Linked DNA regions of Homo sapiens: region 2 is linked to region 1. A link is an interaction called in ENCODE POLR2A ChIA-PET data of the cell type or tissue named here. Cell type or tissue: A673. All regions are shown on one strand.

Region 1 (2,500 bases):
CATTCATGAGGTTGGAACCCTTATGACTTAATCACATCCCAAAAGGACGCACCTCTTAATACCAACACAATGGGGATTATTTCAACATGAATTTTGGAGGGACACATTCAGACCATAGCAAGTGTTTATAGTATTAGGACCTATGGCACATACTGCAGAATGCTAGTATTGATTCCATAAGAAAATCGCCTTTTATGGACTGCTTGTCACAGTGCAGTTTCTTAGGTCTCATGTGTAAATTTCCTAGGTAATTCATATGCACATGCTGAGGCTTGAGGACCACTGTCACAGGTTTTGCACAATCTTCCTTCATTAAATAGCTGTTGAATGAATAGCATCTTTTTCTCCCCCATGAGAGCCAATAATTGGCCTTATAAGTTACAGAAATTTTTTTCTCACATTTATTCAAGTAATATTTACATTTCTTCCACCCACTAGACATTGTTTGAGGCCCTGAGGGATACAGTGGTGAACAAGACAGGGTTTCTGTTCTCTCATTGGAGAATTAGGACAAAATGTTAACATGAAGGATGGGTTGGGTTGGAAGGATGGTGCTATGGTTTGAATGTTTTCCTCCAAAATTCATGTTGAACTTAATCCTCAATGTGTAGTATTAAGAGGTGGAGCCTTTAGAAGGTGATTAGAAGAATTAGTATCCTTATAAAGTATACCAATAAAAGACTTGAGGGAACCTGTTGGGCCCTTCTACTCCCCTTCCACAAAGTGAGGATGCAGAAAGAAGGCACCATATTGAAGCAAAGAACAAGCCCCTTACCAGACGCGAAATCTGCTGGTGCCTTGATCTTGGAATTTCCAGCCCCTAGAGCTGTGCAAAATAAATTTCTATTATTTATAAATTACTGAGTCTGTTATTTTGTTATAGCAACCTGACTAAGACAGGTGGAGAGGACTGCTTTAGATTGGCTGGTCAGGAAAGCCTCTCTGGAGAGGTGGCCTCTCAACAGAGACTTAGGGGAGGGTGGCACTGGGAGCAGCCAAATGTGTGACCGTCTGAGAGGGAAGCATTGCAGACAAAGAGAGCAGTTGAATAAAGCCCTAAAGTAACAACAAGTTTGGTGTTTTGGCATGTTCAAGGAATGGAAGAGCCGATGGCTGAAGCATGATGATTAAGGAAGAGAGTGGGCTGATAGTAGGCAAGGGTCTGATTATGGAATAGTTCCTAAGCCGTAGTAAAGAACTTGAAGTTTTTTCCAAGTGCAGAAGGAAACAGATGGATAATTTTAAGCCAGGGAGAGACGGAAGTTATTTACATTTTAATAAGAGAATTCAGTTCTTATACAGAGAATGGAGGGGTATGAGGATGGAGGAGGGACATGAATAGAACATTTGAGCCCAATTAGGCTCTAATGCAGTAGCCCAGTGAAGATGATAGTAGCTTGAACTGTGGATCTGAAGAGAAGTGTATGATTTTGGGATATATTTCAGAGGTAAAGCAGACCACACATTGCAGTGGATTCGATTGGCGGGATGGAGTGAGACGTTAGAATGATTCCTTGTCTTCAGCTACTGGATGGATGGTGTGGCCTTTATTAATATGAAGAAGATGAAGGAACTTTGAACTTATCCAGGTTCTGGTGATTTAATTCTTTCCTGCAAACAAACATTTTTTATTTGTAAGCCAAAATGCAGATTTAGTCATTTCAATGGGTTTGCTCCCTTTCACTAGTGGTTTGCAAATGGTATTCATTTACATGTACACATAAGGGATCCAAAAGTCTGTTGCTTGGTGAACATGGATTCAGAATGCCTGGTATCTGGGATTTTAAAACATTAGGCTCTGAAAGTTTTAAGGATTATTCTTTAAGGTCATTTTCTCTTTAGGAACCATTATCAAAGCTTAGAAGTTTCAGTTTAGAACAGATGTTATATTTCAGTCTCTTCCCTCTGTCATTTTTCCTAAATTCCACATTACTTAATCTTTTGGATTTCCATGTTTCTGCCACCCTATTGCACCATTTTCATAATCTAATTAATGTTGTGGCTGTGGATGTGTTTGCAGGGAATACTCTCGATTGCTTCCAAAAAGTTCTCAGTAACTTCTTCCATAGTGGCCTGCATAGTCCTGTTAACGTCATGAGCAACCTTTCTGATTTTGTTGTTTCCCTTTTCTTTCATTCTTTTTTTTTTTTTTTTTTTTTTTGAGATGGATATTCCCTCTCTGTTGCCCAAGCTGGAGTGCAGCGGTGCGATCTCTGCTCACTGCAACCTCCGCCTCCCGGATTCAAGCGATTCTCTCTCTGCCTCCCGAGTAGCTGGGGCTACAGGCGTGTGCCACCACACCCAGCTAATTTTTGTATTTTTACTAGAGACTGGGTTTCACCATATTGGCCAGGCTGGTCTCGAACTCACATCATGATCCACCCACCTCGGCCTCCCAAAGTTCTGGGATTATAGGCATGAGCCACTGTGCCCTGCCTCCTGCCTCCCTTTTCTTTCATTTCTTGTTTTCTTTTTGTTGTTGTTGTTTTCTGTTTGTTTA
Region 2 (2,500 bases), 770 kb before region 1:
GCTTGGCCAACATGGCAAAACTCCCTCTCTACTAAAAACACAAAAATTCGGCGGGCGATAGTGGCATGTGCCTGTAATCCCAGCTACTCGGGAGGCTGAGGCAGGAGAATTGCTTGAACCCAGGGAGGGGGAGGTTACAGTGAGCCGAGATCGCACCACTGCACCCCAGCCTGGATGATACAGAGATTTCCCATATACCCACTACCCCATTCAGGAACAGCCTCCCCTACTACCAACATCCCCCATTGGAGTGGTACGTTTGTTACAATCAATGAACTTGTACTGACATATCATTATCACCCAAATATTATTAAACAATCTCTCCTTTTCTTACTTTTTTTGTGGTTATTAGAAAATTTAAAATTACACATATGTGGCTTGCATTATATTTATCCTGGACAATGTTGCTCTAGAATCAACCTGCCTGGGTGTTAAATCCTCCACAAACCTGAGGTATGACCTTAAACAGTTAACATAACCATGTCTCAGTTTCCTTATCTGCACAATGGGCTTAAAGACAATACTTTAAAGCAGCGGTCCCCAACCTTTTTGGCACCAGGGATCACATTTCTTGGAAGACAATTTTTCCTCGGAACAGGAGTGGGGGTGGGTAGATGGTTTCGGGATGAAATTGTTCCATCTCAGATTCTCATTAAGGAGTGCCCAACGTAGATCCCTCGCATGCGCAGTTCACAATAGGGTTCCTGTTCCCGCTCCTATGAGAATCTAATGCCACCACTGATCTGAGATGGGACAGAGCTCTGTTGGTAATGCTCCTGCGCCATGCTCACCTCCTGCTGTGCAGCCCACTTCCCTTCTGTGGCCCAGTGGTTGGGGACCCCTGCTTTAAAGGATTAAGAGCATTTCTTAGACATACTGATGTTGGCATGTGCCAATGTTCAGTAATAATAGCAAGGGTACCAGCAAAATGATCAAAGAGTGAGCCTATTCCGAGACAGAACAGAACTGGAAGTGGGATATAGTTGAAAAATGGAAGGATCACTAGAGCAGTTTATTAAAACACACACAAACAAAAACAATACAAAGCAAGCAGATAGCTAGTTAGTGTTTAAAGTTACATTTTCCAGGGTCATAAAAGCATCATTCCTATATCAGTTGTTACAGAGGAAATCTGGAGGAAATAGTGGCAGATTGCAGGTATGCTGACCATTGACTGAAAATAAAAATAAATACATCTACAAAGCAAGGACAATGATACATCTGTGGTTGTTAACTGGAGTCTTAGGCTTTCATCCCCCAGCTTTGCTGAGGATGCAGAAACTGAGTTAAGCCAACATCAGAGGCAGAGCACCGAGCAACAAAATCTGACTTTAAACAGATTGTTGCCAGTGATTTTCTCAAACCATAAGTAAAACACAGAATCTATAGTTTGCCCATTTTTTGTTTTGAGGCAAAAAGTTTTAATTTTATACCCATAAGGTTGTGAGAATTAAATAAAATATCACATCTATTATATTTACATGCATTAATAATAGCTTATTGGGAATATTATTATGGGAAAGTCATGAGGATAAAAAAGTTATAGTTTAGTTTCACCATGTTTAAAATCATAATAATACGGCTGGGCGTGGTGGCTCATGCTTGTAATCCCAGAACTTTGGGAAGGCCAAGGCGGGTGGATCACGAGGTCAGGAGATCGAGACCAGCCTGGCCAACATGATGAAACTCCGTCTGTACTAAAAATACAAAAAAATTAGCTGGGCATGGTGGTGCGCACCTGTAGTCCCAGCTACTCGGGAAGCTGAGGCAGGAGAATCTCTTGAACCTAGGAGGCAAAGGTTGCAGTGACCCAAGATTGTGCCACTGCACTCCCGCCTGGCAACAGAGTAAGACTCCATCTCAAAATAAAAATAAAAAAAATAATAATAATAATTGTGAATTACATCAAAATTGGAATTATTAAAATACAATCAGATTCAGACATTAATTTTTTCTTAGAGTCAGGGTCCCATTCTGTCACCCAGGCTGGAGTGAAGTGGCATGCTCATGGCTCACTGCAGCCTTGAACTCCTGGGCTCAAGTGATTCTCACATCTCAGTCTCCTGAGTAGCTGGGACTACAGGCATGTGCCATCACTCCTGACTAAGTTTTTCTATTTTTAGTAGAGACAGGGTCTCACTTTGTTGGCCAGGCTGGTCTCAAACTCCTGGCCTGAAGTGATCCTTCTGTCTTAGCCTCCCAAAGTGCTGGGATTCCAGGAGTAAGCCACCACACCCAACCTCAGAAAGAGTAATTTTAAGAAAAAAATTAATGTAGAAATCACTGTTGATTTAAAATATGGAGCATTTCAAGATTGGAGAGTCATAAACTAATTTGGAACTATTTAATACTTTTTACATTTGCTAGTAGCAGTGACAGCAGAAAATACATTTCCAAGTGGTAGAATTTAAAATTAATGTAAATCCAAAGAGCTAAGATATGAATGGAGAGGAAGAAAATGAGTGATTTTCTTATGGATAAAATGTGACTATCATTAAAA

The links. Peaks named below come from ENCODE experiments on the same cell type or tissue, not always from the same donor. Only the 100,000 strongest peaks of a DNase experiment are listed, where the experiment ranks them.
Region 2: POLR2A ChIA-PET joins it to region 1 with 12 read pairs; 4 of 35 experiments call an interaction of 5 or more read pairs at or near these places.

What each region holds. Positions count from the first base shown.
Region 1 is chr5:160,017,443-160,019,942 of GRCh38, forward strand. All of the region lies in intron 2 of TTC1 (tetratricopeptide repeat domain 1), which reads left to right. It overlaps LOC124901124 (a long non-coding RNA gene), which reads left to right. Exons shown (of 2, transcript XR_007059025.1): 1 at 1-1,589. Among named protein-coding and RNA genes, the nearest start is that of TTC1, 9.6 kb to the left of the region's middle. In A673, no CTCF peak of the experiment used is centred here; no DNase peak of the experiment used is centred here; H3K27ac peaks cover 2,174 bases.
Region 2 is chr5:159,249,665-159,252,164 of GRCh38, forward strand. No RefSeq gene overlaps it. Among named protein-coding and RNA genes, the nearest start is that of UBLCP1, 12 kb to the right of the region's middle. In A673, no CTCF peak of the experiment used is centred here; no DNase peak of the experiment used is centred here.